Linked DNA regions of Homo sapiens: region 2 is linked to region 1. Evidence: chromatin contacts called from ENCODE Hi-C or POLR2A ChIA-PET data. All regions are on one chromosome and are shown on one strand. Each heading gives the region's core, a stretch centred on a gene start or an enhancer-like site at or near the end of the contact. The rest is flanking DNA. Distances are from core to core; before and after follow the strand shown.

The links. Hi-C counts contacts between places; a loop is a spot of excess contacts on that map. ChIA-PET counts read pairs that join two places held with the same protein, here RNA polymerase II (POLR2A). Pooled maps may share reads with other maps.
Region 2: a loop to region 1 is called in a map of CD4-positive, alpha-beta memory T cell, with 9 times the contacts of the local background. The contact joins two enhancer-like sites. A Hi-C loop is called at or near these places in 1 of 168 maps with a recorded cell type or tissue (CD4-positive, alpha-beta memory T cell) and 7 of 50 pooled maps. POLR2A ChIA-PET finds 5 or more read pairs at or near these places in 1 of 52 experiments (activated CD4-positive, alpha-beta T cell).

Annotation. Positions count from the first base shown.
Region 1 is chr6:168,892,081-168,897,228 of GRCh38, forward strand. No RefSeq gene overlaps it. Among named protein-coding and RNA genes, the nearest start is that of LINC01615, 270 kb to the right of the region's middle. Within about 2 kb of position 3,136, at least 6 of the 41 ENCODE cell types and tissues checked have a DNase peak (open chromatin) inside an H3K27ac peak, as active enhancers do.
Region 2 is chr6:169,953,165-169,958,312 of GRCh38, forward strand. It overlaps LOC107986674 (a long non-coding RNA gene), which reads left to right. Exons shown (of 5, transcript XR_001744483.2): 5 at 1-2,108. Among named protein-coding and RNA genes, the nearest start is that of LINC00242, 160 kb to the left of the region's middle. Within about 2 kb of position 2,692, at least 2 of the 41 ENCODE cell types and tissues checked have a DNase peak (open chromatin) inside an H3K27ac peak, as active enhancers do.

The DNA.
Region 1 (5,148 bases), core at 1,886-4,385:
ATCTGGGAAAGAGACATCACACAGCTCAGTGTCCAGGAGTGGGGGCAGCCCAAGACTCAGGCTCAGGTTTTCCACCTGGATCTTGGAAAGAGACATCACACAGCTCAGCCTCTAGGAGGCGGGGCAGCCCGAGACTCAGGCTCAGGTTTTCCACCTGGACCTTGGAAAGAGACATCACACAGCTCAGCGTCCAGGAGGCGGGCAGCCCGAGACTCAGGCTCAGGTTTTCCACCTGGACCTTGGAAAGAGACATCACACAGCTCAATGTCCAGGAGGTGGGGCAGCCCAAGACTCAGGCTCAGGTTTTCCACCTGGATCTGGGAAAGAGACATCACACAGCTCAGCATCCAGGAGGCCGGGCAGCCTGAGACTCAGGCTCAGGTTTTCCACCTGGATCTCGGAAAGAGACATCACACAGCTCAGCATCCAGGAGGCGGGGCAGCCCAAGACTCAGGCTCAGGTTTTCCATCTGGATCTGGGAATGAAGACATCACACAGCTCAGCGTCCAGGAGGTGGGGCAGCCCGAGACTCAGGCTCAGGTTTTCCACCTGGATCTGGGAATGAAGACATCACACAGCTCAGCGTCCAGGAGGTGGGGCAGCCCGAGACTCAGGCTCAGGTTTTCCACCTGGTCCTTGGAAAGAGACATCACACAGCTCAGCGTTCAGGAGGCGGGGCAGCCCAAGACTCAGGCTCAGGTTTTCCACCTGGATCTCAGAAAGAGACATCACACAGCTCAGCTTCTAGGAGGCAGGGCAGCCCGAGACTCAGGCTCAGGTTTTCCACCTGGATCTGGGAATGAAGACATGACACAGCTCAGCGTCCAGGAGGCAGGGCAGCCCGGGACGTGGGCTCAGGTTTTCTGAGCTCATCTACTTGGTCTCTCCTCACTCACTGTATGACCTCAGGTAACTTCCTGAGTGTCTTCATGCCTCAGTTTCTCCGTGTGCAATAGGAGTTTTGTGAAGATTAATTGAATTAATAACTATGTCGGGACAAATGTATCAGCTCCTGGCACTTGGTAATATAAGCCATGACTCTTCACTGTTGTTATCATTTGATATTTGAGCTTAATGCCAAAAGTTTCTCCGGAGGAAGGTGCAGCTCTCTCGAAGGCGCTGAGCTCCAGCAGGGAATGTACATCCCAACTCATAATTTCCTTCAATGTTAAAACATGAGCCAGTTGCCTGTGACTTTATTCCTTTCGTGCATTCGTGAGTTTACTATCAAGGAAATACAGGTAAGCTCTTCACGTTTATGTTTTCACACTCTTAAAGGCAACTCTGATTCTGATGTTTTAGGCTTTAGTCCATGTTTATCCTGTCTTCTAATTGTTCTAATTTTATGCATGTCTATAATAGTTGTCTTATGTTTCTAAATTACTTTTTATCTTTTTATGTTTTATAGCTATACCCTTTTTCATGATTTTTAGTGCATTAATGCCTGGGAGTGACAGCTGTTTACAATTCAAATCCCACATTCTGCTGCGAACTCTCCTCCTCTGTGTCCGGAAGGTTCTATCCACTTTCCTTTTGTGCATTTAGTTATTGGCACTGCTCCTTCTCCCCTAAAAGAATTCTAAGCAATTACACTTGCTCCATTTCCCTTTAAGGACTCGAACTCACTTCTCCCAGCAAGTCACACTGGCTTACTTGGTCATTGATCTTATGTTTTAGTCTCATTTCCGAGAACCTGCTCATCTGCGGTTGCCTTGTGTGTGTTGGAGACCTTCTCAGAGATGGGGTCATTTTGACAAAGTCACAGAGCAAAAGCCATCACACATCAAAGCCAGGGCTCCTCTGATGCTGAGCCAGTGGTGGGGCCAGGGCTTCTCCGATGCTGAGCCGGTCCCTTTATCCCGTACCCCATCCTCCCTGTGTGAAGGGCATGTGAGACAAAGCCCTTCCAAGTGCAGGACCTGACTCATAGCTCTGACACCTCTGCTTCCTGGGCCGTGTGTGGACAGGCACTGTCTTCTTGAGTGTAGACTGTGTGTTTTTCATTCTTCCATCTGCGACCCGTGGACCTGGGCGTGGGCGATATGGCTGCATTGAGCCTCTAACTGGCTTTCTTATGATAATTATTTTTATTTTTATTTTTTTGAGACAGAGTCACGCTCAGTTGCCCAGGCTGGAGTGCAGTGGTGTAATCTCAGCTCACTGCAACCTCCGCCTCCCCAGCTCAAGCCATTCTCCTGCCTCAGCCTCCTGAGTAGCTGGGATTACAGGCACCTGCCACCATGCCCAGCTAATTTTTGTATTTTTAGTAGAGATGGGGTTTCACCATGTTGTCCAGGCTGGTCTTGAGCTCCTGACCTCAGGCGATTCGCCTGCCTCGGCCTCCCAAAGTGCTGGAATTACAGGTGTGAGCCACCGCGCACGGCCTACAATAATATTTTTAAAACGGCTTTCTCCTATTTTCTTTGGCCTGTCTAAACTTAAGTATCCATATTTCTGTTTTCTGTGTTTGGATATATATATATATATATAATATTTTCCCCATTTTCTCTCATTTTCCCTCAATTTCCTAAAATTTGCCTTTTTCCTTTTATTTTCTTATGACATTATTCTTGTCAAGTACAATTGCTTTTGAATACAAAGTATTTTGGTTTATGATGTTCATGATTTGTCCTGAGATCCTAAAATTTTTGAGGAGAAACCCTTGTCTTCACTTCTAAGACTATTTTATTTTAGTTCTTTTCTCTGCATCCCCCTTAACCAGCTAATAACATTTTGTCTTGATTTCATAATATGATAGGTTTTCATCTTTGTGACTACCATGTGGTCACTTTTACTCACTAGGCTTTTGAACTCAATTTAAACAGAATAACTTACCAGTGCAAAATATGAGGTTAGATGAGTAAGTTGGAATCAAAATTCTGCCATGTTGGGCAAATTATTCACCTACATATTGTGAAGTGTTGTGTTATTTCTCCTTATTTATTCTTATGGGGTCTTATTAAAATCTTAGCATTTGTTAAAGAAAATAATATTCATCATTTAAAGACCAGACGGTTCAATCTAATGAATTTTAATAACACAACAAATTAAACCACGTTTGCCCCATTCTGTAAACAGCGCTGCCTGCTTTTCTGTCCTGGCACAGTGTCCAGGCTTGGCCACGAGGGGGCACTTGAAACCTGCCTTTCGGTGCCTGGTCGTCGTCCCCTGAAGTGAAAAGTTGCCCTTCCGGTTATTTCCCTTCCTGTTTGTCTGCCTCCGGGGTGTGTGGCTTCATTATCAGATCTCAGCAGCTTATGAACTTTAAAAAGGGTAATAAGCCCTGTGAAAACCCCCTTTGTGCACGTTTTCAAAAATGTATTTAACATCCAAAAAGAATGTTATGACACTCACTGTCTCCACGAGTGAAAATGTGTGTGCACATTGTGTGTGTGTGCATGTATGTGTGCATCCATACGTGTGTATGTATGTATGCATCTGTGTATGTGTGCATGCATGTGTGTGCGTCTGTGTATGTATCCATATGTGTGTGTATGTGTGTGCATGCATGTGTGTGCATGTGTGTGCACGTGCATCGCTTGCATGTTTTCTTGTGTGTGCATATCTGTGTGTGTGTGTGTGTGTCCCGGATAAATAAGCCATCAACTAAGAAGGAAACAGGCTGGCCTTTGTCTAGGGCCTGCCTTACATCTGCCGGAGTCCAAAGTCCACAATTCTTCCCTTTCGATTTCTGCCTTTTCCATAACTGGCACTGACCAGCAGAAACAGAAATGTGTTGTGAGGTCACCACCATCACCTTTCTGCTCATCCACACGTGTGCTGGGGTCTGCTGCCGGCAGCGGTGTGGCAGGACTCGGCGGTCTCTTGTGCAGGTCTGCGTCTCAGATGAATGAGGATGAAGTTTTGATTAGATGCCCTCTCCGTTCCCTGAAACTCTGGAATTCTAGGCCTGTCTCTTTTTCCTGCTTCCTTCCCTCCCTTCCTGCTTTCTTCTCTTCCTTCTTTCTTTTCTCTCCCCATCCCACCCTCCCTTTTCCCTTTTTCTCCCCCATCCCTTTACTCCCTAAATGAGTGTCTGAGGGGCCGACCACAGTGCCGTGCTGTGTCCTCTGCGAGTGTGTATTCAGAACTACAAGAAATCACTTTGTTCCTTCTCCTGTGTACTCACGGAACTTGATTCTTGCCCTGAGAAGAAGGCAGGAACCGGACACCTCCATCACCCTCTCTTTTTACACTTTCCAACGTCAGGACAGCACCCTTCCCTCCACTCCCACCTTCAGACTCTCAGAGGAACAGGCCATCTTCAGCTTGCGTTAGAACCTCTCCTCTACAGCCAGGACCCAGGTGTTTTCACACATTCCCCAGGGTTTTCTCTCCAATCAGCTTTGCGCCCCATCCCTCATGTTCACATTCCATTTAGAGAGGAAGCTGCACTGGCCCTGAGCCCCGCATTGCCTGGTGTTTCCCATCACTGCTCCACTGACCTTCCTGTCTCCTGCCGGGACGGTGGCTGTGGCCCCCGAAGCTGGGCTCCTGCCTTCCCTTGCCCCCCACACCCTCCTCGAGGCTCCAAGAGTGACAGGCTGTGGGCAGCCTCAGTCCTCTCCCCTCTCCATCTGCTTTCAACCAGGAATTAATTCGAGCAGGAACACCGCAGTGAACCCTTCCTGGCAGAATAGGACTGTGGTGTTGAAGGCAAGGCTCAACCACCCTCCACCAGCCTGGCTGAAGTTTTTGCAGAACCATGCTGCCCTCCGGGTCCCTTCCCCCAGTCCTTCTCCCTCCCCAGGAGCCTGAAGCTCTCCCCAGCTTCTTGTGCTCTCCAACAAGTCCCTTGAAAAAACTGATCCCATATTTCAATTTGTTATGAATCTATGTTTCTTTATGTCTCAGAGCATACTATTAACACTTGCTTTAAAGGAATAGTGTACTAATTACAACATGGAGGTCGGTCTCCACTGACACTTTTCTTCTGGGATTGGGTCCTATTTTTCTGTTTCCTCGGTTGAAGATTGTAAAGGTTTTGCCACTGTCCTGGACACTGAAGGTCACGTGTTCAGATTCTGGGTTCTGTTGTATTCCTCCAAACAGTGCTCAGCTGTGTCATTGCTGTTGTTGGTAGAGCGGACACTCACTTGACTGGAAGCAAACTGCAGGCTCTGTCTTTGGACAGCAGGTCAAATCTCA
Region 2 (5,148 bases), core at 1,442-3,941, 1.1 Mb after region 1:
GGCAGTTCTTTGGACGTTAAACACATAGTTATCACTTGACCCAGCAATCCTAAGTGAACATCTAAGAGAAATGAAAACATATTTCCACACAAAAACATGTACAGGAATGAGATGATTTGGGTGTCAACTTTAATGGATTAGGAATACCCAGATGGTTGGCAAAGAATTATTTTCAATGATTTGGTAGGCACTGAGCCAGGAAGGGCGAATTCTTGCTCTCTCTTCTGCCCTTGGATGTCAGAACTCCAGGTTCTCTGGCCTTTCATGATACTCCATACAGCACTGCTTCTGACCACCACTCACCATCCATCACCCCTAGTGACCTGCTAGAGGAGTTATTACTTCCTATTTCCAACTTTATGCTCTGCTGGCCTAGAGGTCTTCCTTCCATAGGGAGAAATGCTACCACCAGGAGATACAACAATAATTCAACTGAACTGGAAGTTAAGATGCTATCTGACCACTTTGGGCTTCTCATGCCTCAGAGTCATGCTAAGAAGGGAGTCAAAGTGTTGGCTGTCTGACCTGATACCAAGAAGAAATTGGCCTACTCCTTCACAAGGGAGAAATAGGAGATCCTCTAGGGCATCTCTTGGTGTTACCATGCCTGTGATTCTGGTCAATGGGAAATGACCACAACCCAATCCAGGCAGGCTATGAATGTCCCAGGCCTTTCAGGTATGAAGGTTTGGGTCACCCTGCCAGGTACAGCACGGCAACCAGCTGAGGTCTTGCTGCAGGCAAACAGAACACAGCAGGTGGTAGAAGGTCATTAGGAGCACCAGCTACACCCACGGGACCAGTTACAGAATCAAAGGCTGCCACTGCCATGAGTGTTTTCTCCCTGTGTTGCTACGAATATGTTTGCATGTAAATATACATATATTAGGCAAATTTTTCTTCTTTTCTATCTTACTCCTTTATCATATGAGATGTATTGAGTTTGCATCAGTATTTAAGTATTGTTAATTTTACACCATAGTGTTTAAGTTACAGGAGAGGAGTAAATGTCACTCAAGGACTTCACTTCCTCCTCTGGGGAAGGAATTAGTGTGTTTTTATTGTACGAATTGTATCATGCTAGGTGGAACTATGACCTTGTCATTATCTTTTTAAGAGATTAAATATGGTTTAAGGAGATGCATGTGGGTGCCAAGTTGACAAGGGGTGGACTTGTGATGGTTGATTATAAGTGTCAACCTGACTGGATCAAGAGATGCCCAGGTAGCTGGGAGGCCATTGATCATCCTCAGTACTCCAGGAGGCACTGAGCCCATCCCTCTTCTGCCAAAAGAGAAACCTAGGAAGATTGGCATTTGATTAGAATGATTGATCTGTCCAAGGTATGTCTGTGAGGGTGTTTCTGGGGGAGACTGAGGTGTGAGTTGTTGGACTGAGTGGGGAAGGTCCACCTGCATTGATCTGCCCTCAATGATCTGGGCTAAAGGCCTGGATGGAACAAAGGTAGAGGAAGACTGAATTCTTGTTTTCTCTTGGGGAGCTGGGACCCCTTCTTCTCTTGCCCTGGATGTCAGAACCCCTGGTTCTCTGACCTTTGGACTCTGGGACTTAACACAGTGACCCCCTGGGCTCTTGAGCCTTTGGTGTCAGATTGAGAGTTACACCATCAGCTTTCTTGATTCTGAAGACTTCAGACTTGGACTGAACCACTCTACCAGCTTCCCTGGTTCTCCAGCTTGCAGATGACCTGTCATGGGACTTCTCAGCCTCCAAAATTGCATGAGCTAATTCCGCTAAAAAATCCCCTTCTTATCTTTCTCTCTGTACATGCATCCTATTGGCTCTGTGTCTAAGAAGAGCACATACTAAAACAAAGAATGTCATAGGGAACTATTCAAAATAGCCCAAAATGGAAACTACCCAAATGCCCATCAACTGATGAAAGGACATAAGGTGGGACACACACACACACAAACACAAACACACCCAACATACACAAAAATACAAAAACACAAACACACACACACAAACACATACACACAAACATACAAACACAAACATACAAACATACATACACACACACAAACAAAAAACAAAAAAAACACATAAAAATACAAAGACACAAACACATAAAACACACAAAAATACAAAAACACAAATGCACACACAAACACACGCAATGGAATATTATTCAGCCATTACAAAGAAATGATGTGTGAATCTATGAATTATTTAAAAAAGGAAAAGAAAGAATGAATTACAAACACATGCTACATGCATGAACCTGAAAAAATTAAGTGAAAGAGCCACAAAAGACCAATGTTGCATTGTTCTGTTTATGTGAAATGTACAGAAAGTGAAAACCTGTAGAAATAAAAGTGGATTAGGGTTGCCAGGGGAGGAGAGAAGAGGAAGCAGGAAGTAACTGCTAATAACAGCTTGATTTCTTTTCGTATGTTAAAAACACAGAATTGTATGCATTTAAAGTATATCTCAATAAATCTGTTAAGAAAAACCTCGTTGAATGGCATTTGTTAAATTCAAAACCATTTATAGACGAGAATTGCCGCTGCTGTGCTTTCAGGAGTACAAGTGTTCCACCAAATGTTAATACGCGTTTTGCAAGAAAAGAGCTCCATGCGAGTAAGTTTGGGAAGTGCTGGGTTAAAAACGACAAGCAAGTTTCTTTAGTGCAATCACGGAAGAGTGTTCACTGTGCTAACGTGAACTGCAGCCTCCAGGGTGAGGGAGGGAGGGGCCGGCAGTAGTCTTGCTCCACATACACGATTTGGGTAGAGTTTTGCAGAAAGACGCAAATTCACAGGGAACTTGGGTGAAGGGGGGGTGGCTGTGTGTTTGGCTTTCACTTGGACAAGCCTCCTTTTCCCTCCCACAGAGCTGGCTGCTGCTGCCAAGGCCCCAAGGAGGCTTTCAGGTGAGGGGGCGTGGAGGGGAGGGCCACCTCAGCCCTCAGGATTGGGTGGGCTGGGGCTGAGGACACAAGAGCAGAGTTTTGGGTGGCAAGTGTTGATGCAGGATGGAAACAAATTTGGCTGTCCTGAGGGTCCGGACCTCACTCAGCAGCGGACCAGGGTCTCTGAAGCCCCACCAGCATCACCCAGAGCTAATGGCAACCTCCTCAAGGCACCCATACCCAGCCAGCAACCAACAGGGCTGCTGACCTCCGGCCTCAGCCGACCCTACCAGCCAGGCCTTGCTGAGCCACGCCCACTTCACCTGTGTTCAGTTGCTTCCGGCAGGAGGGGACGCTGGGGTCCGCTTTTGCAGGTCATGCCACCGAATTCAAATGTGGTATCCGTTTTGTGTTTTCAGTCGTCCCTGCATTTTCTTCGTCTGAAATCAGGACGCTAAGTAGCTACAGCTGCATGTGCCGCCTTTGAGAAAATCTCATCCTGAACTCGAGAACACAGACTCAACAGGCAGACGGCCGGGAAGCTACAAGGCAGCGCCTCACAACACTCTCTTCTTTTTCATTCTACTAAAAGTTGCTCTCAAATCCTACTGGACAGAAAGTCCTAAAGCATTCCAAATGTTGCTCCATTTCCAAAAGTGCCGGCGCTGCCTCCTTGGGATCAGAGGCCTTCTGCGCTTGAGCCTGGCACCTGCCCTGGGCCCCAGTGGACGGGTCCTTCCTCTTGGACCACTGGCCCCATGCATTGTCCATCCTCAACACCTTCCCTGTGGTGCCCAGAGGCAGCGTCCAGGAGCACACCCAGGTGCCCAGCGGGACCCCGGAGCTCCCTTTGAACAGGCACCTTCTGGGGCTGGGGTCCCCATGTCTGGGGGGGAATAGGGGGCTGGGGCCCGTGTCTAGGGAGTTATGGGACCTTGCATCTGAGGGGGTGTGGTGGGGGGCTGGGGCCTGCATCTGAGGGCGTGTGGTGGGGGGCTGGGGCCTGCATCTGAGGGGGTTCTGGTGGGGGGCTGGGGCCTGCATCTGAGGGGGTGTGGTGGGGGGCTGGGCCCTGCATCTGAGGGGGTGTGGTGGGGGGCTGGGCCCTGCATCTGAGGGGGTGTGGTGGGGGGCTGGGGCCTGCATCTGAGAGGGTTCTGGTGGGGGACTGGGCCCTGCATCTGAGGGGGTGTGGTGGGTGGCTGGGCCCTGCATTTGAGGGGGTGTGGTGGGGGGCTGCAGCCCTGCATCTGAGGGGGTGTGGTGGGGGGCTGGGCCCTGTATCTGAGAGGGTTGTGGTGGGGGGCTAGACCCTGCATCTGAGAGGGTTATGGTTGGGGGCTGGGGTCTGCATCTGAGGGCCATGGGACCTGGGTTTGTGGCTGCTGGTTCGCCTCTGGGCTCTGCTGCTTCTCACAGTAGTCGCTGAGCCATCGCGGGTCCTGATGTCTCACGGGAGAAGCAGGCCTGGGCAGGTGGCACCTTTGGGAGAAAGCGAAGGGCAGCCTGGGCTGGAGGCTGCACCCAGGCACTGTGGTCAGTGGCTGGGGAATGAGACACGGCCCTCCTGGGCCCCGTGTCCCTTGTGGTGGGGTCTGAGTGCCTACTTCTCTCACCATGGCCCTCGGGGTCCCGTGCCTCTGCGGCCTGAGCCTGCGGTGGGTCCTGGCGCAGCACCTGGACACGGGCCTCCCTGCCTGAGGCCTCCTTCCTTCCTTTTCACCCCCCTGAGCCTCCTTGCCCTTGGCTGGCTGAGCCGGCACATCCCCGTGGCGCCTCTGCACCTCCCCCAAGATCATTCTGCCAGCACGGTCCTCACTGCACCCTCCGGTCCTCCCTGCACCCTACGGCCCTCCCCTGAGATTATTTCGCCAGCCCGATCCTGCACCCTCCCGGCTGCCACTGCCCCTCCCCAGGGAGGCCGCCACAGATGCAATGGCCGGCTCAGGTTGGCTCCTCAGTGGTTGAAAGTGGTTTTGTTTTTGGTGGAACTTGGGGGCAGTGAGAGGCTTGAGATTATTCGTTGAGATAGTTTTCCAGAAAGAAAAAAATGTCACAGATAATTGGTTCTTTGCACTTGTAATATAAACGCAGTAATCTTTATTCTAACTTTTGCTAGAGAAATTGAAGTCGATGATAGCCCCTTTCAATTTTAAGCAGGAACCAAAGTCAACAGAAATTCTGAGTCATAGAATCAGGCCAACTGACATAAAGAAAAAAAAAAACCTGGGTCACTCACAACCACTAGGATGGCAGAAAGACAGGAAGAAAGA